Linked DNA regions of Homo sapiens: region 1 is linked to region 2. The links are chromatin contacts, found by Hi-C or POLR2A ChIA-PET in ENCODE. All regions are on one chromosome and are shown on one strand. Each heading gives the region's core, a stretch centred on a gene start or an enhancer-like site at or near the end of the contact. The rest is flanking DNA. Distances are from core to core; before and after follow the strand shown. Region 1 overlaps AOPEP (aminopeptidase O (putative)). Region 2 has its middle 6.7 kb from the start of FBP2.

Region 1 (4,945 bases), core at 163-2,662, 460 kb after region 2:
ACCAATTGATTGATTTTCTTTATTTTGAAGAAAATTTTTTTCCTCTTAATTATTTGGTGGCTTCCTTTGCTGGCAAATCCAATTTTATGCCCCACAAATAATGTGAACAGTAGAGACTTCTACTTGTAAGTTTCGGCAATTCTTTAAAATATGTTAAGTTTTTGCTTCAACATATAAAGGTTTTTCTTTTCTGAATTGTGTTTTCAGCAGCAATTCAAACCAATTGTATTTTTCCATTATACAAATTACTAATTTAGAATAAATATATTTCATTTCTGTCATGATATCCTAGTAGGCAGGCTCTTGGGCAGACACCTGATATGTGTATGTATTATTAAGTTGTCTACTTTTGTTTCTTAGAAATGTTTATCATTTAAAAAGTAACAGATGGAAGAAGACCATTTATTGAAGACTGTGGCCTGGCTAGTGTGTGGGCAGTAAGGGGTGACTGCACCTGGGTTCTGTGGCTCTGAACGTTTTCTGTTTCTTTTTGGATTATGAGGAGGGAGAACTCTTGGTTTTGTTTTGAGGAACTTCATTGATTATATCTTAATTTTGCCTTATTGGCAAAAAGCACCATGTGAAAATTTATGCAGCGTATAGATTTTCACTGTGTTTTATTTGGTTCAGAGCCGAGTCTGGAAGATGACTTAGTTTATAAGTTCTGTCTCGTGTCCTGTAGCCAAGCTTTCTGTCTCCTTTAATGAGGGCACTGTGTGATTAGAAGCTGTTTCCTCCCATTCCTGTGGACTGAAGGGGCAACCTGAGGGTCTGCTAAGGTGGTGGGTGTGTTTTCTGGGAAGAGTGAAAGGGGATTTGTCAGCCTTTGGGGGAACTTGATAAAAATGAAAGATATTTTATGTCAGTGGGATCACCTTTTTAATCCAAGGGGCAAAAGAAAACTGGTTTCTATTGTGCCCCTGCCCGAAGGCCGCCTGCATGTGACTTTCAAAGGACCCTGCTTGTGTTGAATTTCAGCCAGCAAGTCTCCAGCATACAGAATTTGAGATTTCCCCCACCCCCACCGTTTCTTCTGTTTTTGTTCCATGTAAACAGTTCCCTGCGTAGTAACATAGACAAATATAGCAGAGAATGCTTTTCTGGAAGAAGAATGCTCCCTAAGCATTTTTTAACCATTTTTGGGAAGAATTGATCTTTCTGTGTGTTTCAGACAGACTGGAGAGGGGGAGGCCGTGGCTGTAAATTGAAGTGACATCATATGTATTGCCCCCATTGATCCGCTTTTAGTCTCCAGCCAGGATAAAAGGAAATGGCATCAGGGAGGAAGCATGCTTCATTTAGGCACAGATCCCAGAGTGATAATGGGGTAATAATAGAACTCATGCCACTGTCAATCCGTGGCTGCATTAGTCCCAGGCTTATTCTCTGTCTGGGGAGCCGCACAGTGACTTTCTTCGTGTGAGGCTGCAGCGCACCAGCTGGGCCACGCCGGGAGGTGCCCTCCTTTGCTTTCGGAGGGGTGCAGGCAATGGGGCTTGGATGTTGCCATTTGCTGGTCTCTTGTCACAGGCCCTGCCTCTGCAAGGTCAGTCATGGGACATGTCCGTGGCATTTTCTGATGTAGGAGGTGAGCTGGCCTGTTCTGCATCATGCTAATGGAAGAAATGGTGGCGGAACCTCAGTTGCGTGGGTGGTCTTCTGGGAGCACAGAGTGAGTGATGCCCCCGTGACAGCAGTAAGAGGCTTCTGCAAGAGTCAGGGGTTTTTCTTAGTTGAGCTGCCTCTAGTTTAGGAGGGTGGGTTTGGAAAATTCATATTTTCTTTCCAGGAGCATGCATAAAAACTCTCCCAAACCATTCAAAGTCGTACAGCTTGCGTCGACTCTGAAGTTGGGAAAAACATGCAGTGGACTTTTTTCTTTGTACAGTTCTTAGTATTTAGCAACTATGAGATCTTCCATGTTTAGAGTAGAACACAGACTTCTAAAATCCTTAACAAGCAGCATTTGTACTTGACTGACCTCGTTTAGCATTTTATTTCTTGTACTCATTTCAGTAAGTTTCATAGTTCTGTGAAGTTCTCTTGCAAGTACCCACATCACTTTGGCACCTTGTAGTCCTATTTTGTGTAAATTTCCGAGGCAGATGCATTTTAAAAATAATGAGCTGGTCTCTGTATGGAAAAAATAACCCCATCATGAATTTCTTGTTTATGCAAAGGAAAGGACTTTTGCATTCCTGTCACTGTTGAACTGTGGGTGTGAGCACTGTTGGGCCCCCAGAAATAAAGGCAAGTTCTTTTTATACTGTCTGAAGGAGCTGCTTTCTTAGGTGGTGATGCTTGGAGGTAAGGTCCTTTATTTTTCACGATCACTCTGTGGTACGACCAAAGCCTTATCTCTCTCCCGCCAGTGCTGCTGTATTAAACACAGCTGGCCTTTCAGTCTTAAATTCAGCTGATCTTAAAATAAATAAATAAACGCAGCTGGCCTAGAAGTCATGTGAAGTTTGCTTTGATTTCCACGTGGGTGGAAGTGGAGTGGTCCACATAGCATGTCCCACTCCCCCTGTGCCCGCCCCGGGCTCCTCGTACCACCCGGTGCTGCCTTGAGCACATCTGCTGATACGTGGTCTCTTTCATTTGCTTTACAAACATTTTGGTTTATTACATGACCACTGCTTTTTCATTTGTAGGGTGGCTTTACGGGGAGCAAATGTTTATTTTACAAAGACAAATGTATGGAAGCTGTTTAACCACATTTTTGCTTCAATATGCTCTTTTTAAGGTCTATTATCTTATCCTTTAAAAATGTTGTAATGTGTACTTTGCGAATGAAAGATGCTTTATTAGTTTTATTGTCTGTGTCCCAAAATAACGTTTGTTCACTGATTTTTTTTCCCTACTTTTTTCAGAAACTACATTTCCCCCCATGAGTTAGAATAGTTACAACTAAAAGCCAGGTGGCCGCAGGTTGTTTACCAAGTGAGAGTCATTTCAAGTCTATTCAGAAGAATGGGACTCACAGAAACCTGGGAGCATGAAGCTGGCTCTGGCAGCACTGTGGTCGGGGGCCTTGTTTTAGGGGGAGCAGATACCTGAGGGGAGTGTCCATCCTTGCTTCTTACCTCTCTCAAATTAGAGTCAGTCAGTGTGCTCCCTCCCTTACTTCCATCTCGCGGTCTTAAGTCAGGGAGTTTAGCTTTAAATATTTTCATTGTGTAAAATTTGGAGAGGACAAAAGCTTCCATTGATCCTTTTGGTTCTGTTTCTGTGTAGAGTTGCTGAGCTTTCAGCTTAAAAGAAAACTCAGATATACAGGTATGAATGCAGGTATTTTTGTAGGTTCACATATAGGTAATTGTTTGATTTTAAACTGGAGCTGTATCTATTGGTTAAACCTAGTTGGGGTTAAGTTGAGGACCAAGCTAGTTGTCTTACTCAGGGTTTCTTTGCTCTGTGTGTCTCTTTAGTTTAGACCAAATCCCAAATGAGAGTTCTAACAGTAGGCTTCTTTGTAAGCACAAGCGTATAATATGGGGAGATGCTTTTCTTTCTACTCTCCCCTTCCCTGTAATTCTGCAATTTGGCAGGGCTGGTTCCTTCTGTATTTAGTTAGCAAACGAGGCCCCACTTCTGGCAAAGGGTGTTTAGGGGCTGGTGGTGCCGAGAATCACTTCTCTGTGAGGCTGAGCCCATTCCCCAAAGCCTGCCTGCCTTTGTCTGGAGGGGCCTTGATGCCAGGCGCCTGTTGTCCTCGGACTGTCTGTCTTGAGAAATGCTGCTCACCAGTTTTGAGTGTTTGTGGGGTAGAGCAGGTCCCCATCCTGTTGTGGCCTGGCCTGGGTACCCCTCGTGGAGCTGCTGTTTGACAGCAGCACAACAAAGGGTAGTAGTGAGGTGAAGTGGGGAGAGCCCACGACTGGGGTGAAAAGGAAGACACTGGGAAGAGGGCTCAAGGGCTGGAGGGCATTCAGTCAGTGGCCCTGGGAGACGGGTTAGGGGTACTTGAGGCCATGGGTTGAAGGCCCAGCCTCCTGCAGGAAAGCACCTCTCTCGGAACATCACAGGAGGCTGAAGGGTGAGATGAACTGGAAGGAGAAGGAGGGCAGAGGGAGAAAGAGAACCAGTCTCACTGGGCTGCCTGGGCAGAAGTGCTGGATACCCACATGCACCCGGCAGTGTTCATGGTATGAATGGTGAGGAGGCCTACCAGAGGCTGGGCGCCTGGGTTTGGCCTCTTCTGTAAAACAGTAGATTTCTTTTTAATACCGTATGGTGGATGGGTGATTTTGTTACAAGTAGTTATGTAGTAATTTGATATCTTTAAAACATGCTGCAATTACTTGACTTCTCATGAAAAGAAATGGAGTGTTAGTAATTCTTTGGGTCCTTGTCAGTGCTGATTGTACTGCAGTTTTGCTGAAGGCGCCTTGTTTCTCCTGAGAGAATAGCCACAGCATGTCTTTCAGATGAAGCGATGTCATGAAGTACAGAATATACCCAAGAACCAAGTGATTGCATTGGTGTCTTGTCTCCTTTCTTTCTGCCTCTGTCTGTAGGCAAGTGGGGGCTTTCTTAGAACTTAGAAGAGTGAGGTGAGAAAACAGATACCTAGTGGAATGGTGCGGTGGGTGTGGTGTTTGCAGTGCTTGCTGTCTGCCCGTTGCCCCCCGCATACCTTTTGGAAAAGTATATGTGTGTGTGAATGAGTGAGGGGGTAAGGGGGTAGGGGGTAGGGAGGGTCAGGCAGAGTGCACACTTGGGGGCAGAAAGATGAGGAGCAGGGAGGGAAACCAGTACTTTTTAAAAATTGTTTTAGAACACCAGAAAGTGGCAGTTAAAATCCAGGTGTTCTTATGAATGTACTGTTGACTTGATATCAGCTTCCAGACCTGTAATTGGGATTGACAGGAATGATCTGCACATACACAGGGATGGAGAGAAGCTCAGCAGAGAGAACCATGGAATTCATAGGATTAATTTT
Region 2 (4,712 bases), core at 1,070-3,569:
TGTGCCACTGCACTCCAGCCTGGGCGACAGAGCAAGACTCTGTCTCAAAACAAAAAAAAAGAAGGTTTCCCCTGTGATGGCGCAAAACAATGCTGAAAATGTGTATTCACACAAAAACCCACACACAGATGTTTATAGCAGTTCTAGTTAAACTAGAAACTGCAAACACCCAAAATCTCCTTAACAGTGAATGGGTAAACACACTGGGAGAGCCATACAACGGAATACTATTTTTTTTGAGGCGGAGTCTCGCTCTGTTGCCCAGGCTGGGGTGCAGTGGCATGACCTCGGCCTCCCGGGTTCACGCCATTCTCCTGCCTCAGCCTCCTGAGTAGCTGGGACAACAGGCACCTGCCACCACGCCCGGCTAATTTTGTTTTTGTATTTTTAGTAGAGACGGGGTTTCACCGTATTAGCCAGGATGGTCTCAATCTCCTGACCTCGTGATCCGCCCGCCTCGGCCTCCCAAAGTGCTGGGATTAAAGGCATGAGCCACTGCGCCCGGCCACAATGGAATACTATTAACAACACAAACACTAGTGTCACGTGTGGCACTTAGGCGAGTCTCAGAGGCATTGTGCTGAGTGACAGCAGTGGTCTCCAGCGAGTATCTACAGTCTCATTCCATTTGTAGGGGACTCTCCAGAATGCAAACCTGTGGGGACAGATAACTCTCATGGCTGCCAGGGGTAGGGGTGTGGGGAGGGGACAGGGCAATGGGGGTTTGCATGATAGAACAGTTCTAGACCCCAATTATAGTCATAATCCCAATTTCAAATTTTGCAAACTGAAATTCTGTACCCATTAAACAAGAACTCCCCATTCCCCCTCCCAACACCTAGTCCCTGGCACCCGCCATTCTGCTGTCTCTATGAATTTGGCTACACTGGGTCCCTCATAGACCATACAGTATCTGTCCTGCTGCGACTGGCTTATTTCACTCAGCACAATGTCCTCACCATCCCCGCATGCTGTGGCATGGGTCAGAGTTCCCTCCTCTCTGAGGCTCAACAGCATTCCCTGGTATGGACACGCCACAGTCTGTTCACCCATTCATCCTCTATGGCCGCTTGGGTTGCCTCCACCTCTGGGCTAGTGTGAGTAATGCTGCCATGAGCACAGCGTGCAAACATCTGTTCAAGGCCCTGCTTTTGATTCTCTCGGGGATGTGCCCAGAGGTGGACCTGCAGGATCATATGGTAATTGTCTGTCTAATTTCTGGAGGAACTGCTGCACCATTTTCCACAGCGGCTGCACCATTTCACACTCCCCAGCAGTGAGCAAGAGTCCCAGGGTCTCCACCTTATTGCCAGCACTTGTTATTTTCTGTTTGTTTGTTTTTACAGTAACCATCCCAATGGGTGTGAGGTGGTATCTCACTGTGGCTTAGAGTAGTTGCATCTTCCTAATGATTAGTGATGTTGAGCAGGTGCTTATTAGCCACTCCTGTAATTATTTTTATTATGCTTTTTGTTTGTTTTGTTTTTTGAGACAGAGTCTCGCTGTGTTGCCCAGACTGGAGTGCCGTGGCACGATCTCGGCTCACTGCAACCTCCATCTTCCAGGTTCAAGTGATTCTCCCATCTCAGCTCACGAGTAGCTGGGACTACAGGCACGCACCACCATGCCTGGCTACCTTTTGTATTTTTAGTAGAGATGGGGTTTCATGATATTGGGCAGGCTGGTCTCAAACTCCTGACCTCAGGTGATAAGCCTGTCTTGGCCTCCCAAAGTGCTGGGATTATAGGCGTGAGCCACTGCGCTCGGCTTATTATGTTTTATTAACATATCTGTTCACAACAGATTGGAAGTGAAACAAACAAGCCAGTGTTATGAGCAGATCTCTGGAGAGGCGCCGGTTGTCCGGCACTGTGGGTGTCAAGGATGAGCAGAAGCCTGGATAATTTGGGGATCAGGAGGGAGGGGGATTGGCCAGTGCCATGTATAAGTCAGCTCCCCCCGTAAAGGGATCCAAGGGAGGGCCTGCTATTTCTGCCACCCTCCAGCCCAGGCTGGCACCTGTGCAGCTGTCATGCCCCTTTCAGCTACATTTAAATGTTGGAAGTTCGAGTTACCTACATGATCTGAAATTGCAGCTGGTGACCTTTCAGCAAATGCCAAAGTTCTTTCAGGGCACACAACAGCGTGGACACACGGGGCATCTGGAAGGCCCAGAGGAAGGGGGGGGCAGCGTCCAGCTCACGCTTTTTTCAGCGCCACTGATGCATTGGTGATCACAGAGCTATTTATGGGCTTGCTGTGCTTGGTGAAAGGCCCTCACAGGCCTGGGCGGAAGTAGTAAGGACAAACAGAGTCTCTGAACAGTAAGGCAGTCTTAGGGCAGTTCATAGGGCGGGGCCCCCACCTGAAGTCTAGGATCTGGACTGTGACTCTACAGTACTAGCTGAGAGCATATTCTCTGTTAGCAAAACTCTGTTAGAATGCCTTCCATGCCCCGTCTCCAGTGATCTCAACAAACGCTCTTTCATGAAACCTCAGCATTTCTGCTTCCAGCACGGCAGACCCTTTAGGGTATCTGCTCAGCCCACGATCCCCATCTAAGAGAGAGGCGTGCCCTGCCCATAAAAAGAAAACCCAAGGCCACGTTTGTCTTATATGACCCGGGTCTATGGCTGCAGCTAACTGGACACAAGCTAAGACGTCAGGTTTTTTTCTCCGGGGAACTTGGTGTGAGACATGGAGACACAGTGGATTGGCTGACAATGCCAGGACGGACTAAGGGTGTGTCCTCGGGGTTAGGAAAGCAGTGGGTGCTAGGTTTCATGAGAGTCCCCTGAAGCTTTCCAACAAATTGCCTTTCTGCTTTAGCAGAATAAATGGGTTTCTGTTACCTACGATGAAAATGGCCTTGACTACAATAGATATTACAATTAACATTTTGCAAATGAAGAAAGGGAGACTCAGAGAGGTTAAAAATATTGCCAAGCTTGGTCTAGTTTAGTCAGGATAGCGTATGTTATCGTGCAGCAACAAATAAACCTGAAATCCCCACGGCTTAGCACAGCAAAGGTTTGTCTCTCCTTCTGGTCCCAGGCTGACATCGACATGGCGGTGGCTTAGGCCTCCAGGCTCCTGCCATGTCATGAACCTGTACAAAAATGCATGGCTTCAGAGGAGGACCCATCCTAATGTAGGTAATCTAGGCTCATCTCATCTTAATCCTTACTTTAATTAGATCTGCAAAGACCCTCATTCTTTTTTCTTTTTTTTTTTTTTTTTTTGAGACGAGTCTCGCTCTGTCGCCCAGGCTGCAGTGCAGTGGTGTGATCTCGGCTCACTGCAAGCTCTGCCTCCCGGGTTCATGCCATTCTCCTGCCTCAGCCTCCTGAGTAGCTGGGACTACAGGCGCCCGCCACCACGCCCAACTATTTTTTGTATTTTTAGTAGAGACGGGGTTTCACTGTGTTAGCCAGGATGGTCTTGATCTCCTGACCTTGTGATCCGCCCGCCCGCCTTGGCCTCCCAAAGTGCTGGGATTACAGGTGTGAGCCACTGCACCCTGATATATATATGGAAAAGGCTCCCAGACCATATTTCTCTCCCTTCATGCTTTGAGAACCAGATGCCAGCTGAGTTACAAGAAGTTTAAAACTCAAGAGGTGCTTTGTGCGTCAGGGGACTTTCCCAGAGGGCAGCCCCAGCTGGAGTGGAGAAATATTGGCTTTGGGTCTGTCTGGTCAGTGGGCAGAAGCAGATCCAATGCTCAAGATCAATTTCCTGCTGGGAAAATGTGAAATGAATGGGGAGTGTTTGGAGGGGAAGAAGCAGGATTCACATACACACATGTTTTCAGTTCCCAAGTGGAATCATATGGATAGATCCATTTTATATCTAGAGCTCAAGGAGGGCCACAGGTGTTACTTAGTGCCTGACAGAGCTTGCCACGATCTTGGACTCTGGTCCAGTAAGACCAGGGTTAGCGGAGGGAGAAACTGTTTCTATAGAGAGTTTAGTGAGAAGCCTGCTTGCTTGCAACAAATTGCATTTCCTTAAACCCTGTTCTTGTAGTGAATCCTTTTTCTTATGGTAACTAGACTGTAGGAACTATTAGCCTTTGTGAGTTAAGTGCCGTGCTTTTATAGAAAAATCACCACTGGGTGGCTGGGCGCAGTGGCTCACACCTGTAATCCCAGCACTTTGGGAGGCTGAGGCAGGCAGATCATGAGGTCAGGAGTTTGAGACCAGCCTGGCCAATATGGTGAAACCCCGTCTCTACTAAAAATACAAAAATTAGCTGGGTGTGGTGATGGGTGCCTGTTATCCCAGCTACTCGGGAGGCTGAGGCAGGAGAATCGCTTGAACCCAGGAGGCAGAGGTTGCAGTGAGCCGAGATTGCGCCACTGCACTCCAGCCTGGGAGACAGAGTAAGACTCCGCGTCAAAAAAAAAAAAAAAAAAAAAGAAAGAAAGAAAGAAAGAAAAAGAAAAATCACCACTGGGTAAACAGTAAACTTTCACTTGGGATTCAGATGGTTACATCCATGTTTGGGAGGCCAGAGGGTCACATGCAGGTACCACCACTAAGCCATTAGCTCCCCCATTTCTAGGAGGGCGTGAGTCGCCATGTTCAGGCTGCATGGTTCCTCAGCTGCAATCCTGAACAAGGCTGGGGAATGATGGGCCAGGCCTGAACGGGACGACATGAAGGAGAAGCCGTATGCTGGCTCACAGTGGCCAGGCTGCCTGCATTCA

The links. Hi-C counts contacts between places; a loop is a spot of excess contacts on that map. ChIA-PET counts read pairs that join two places held with the same protein, here RNA polymerase II (POLR2A). Pooled maps may share reads with other maps.
Region 1: a loop to region 2 is called in a pooled map, with 2.9 times the contacts of the local background. The contact joins two enhancer-like sites. A Hi-C loop is called at or near these places in 1 of 50 pooled maps. POLR2A ChIA-PET finds 5 or more read pairs at or near these places in 2 of 52 experiments (AG04450 and WTC11).

The regions. Positions count from the first base shown.
Region 1 is chr9:95,054,861-95,059,805 of GRCh38, forward strand. The region is part of intron 13 of AOPEP (aminopeptidase O (putative)); the gene reads left to right. Among named protein-coding and RNA genes, the nearest start is that of MIR6081, 8.0 kb to the right of the region's middle. Within about 2 kb of position 1,413, at least 11 of the 41 ENCODE cell types and tissues checked have a DNase peak (open chromatin) inside an H3K27ac peak, as active enhancers do.
Region 2 is chr9:94,598,217-94,602,928 of GRCh38, forward strand. No RefSeq gene overlaps it. Among named protein-coding and RNA genes, the nearest start is that of FBP2, 6.7 kb to the left of the region's middle. Within about 2 kb of position 2,320, at least 6 of the 41 ENCODE cell types and tissues checked have a DNase peak (open chromatin) inside an H3K27ac peak, as active enhancers do.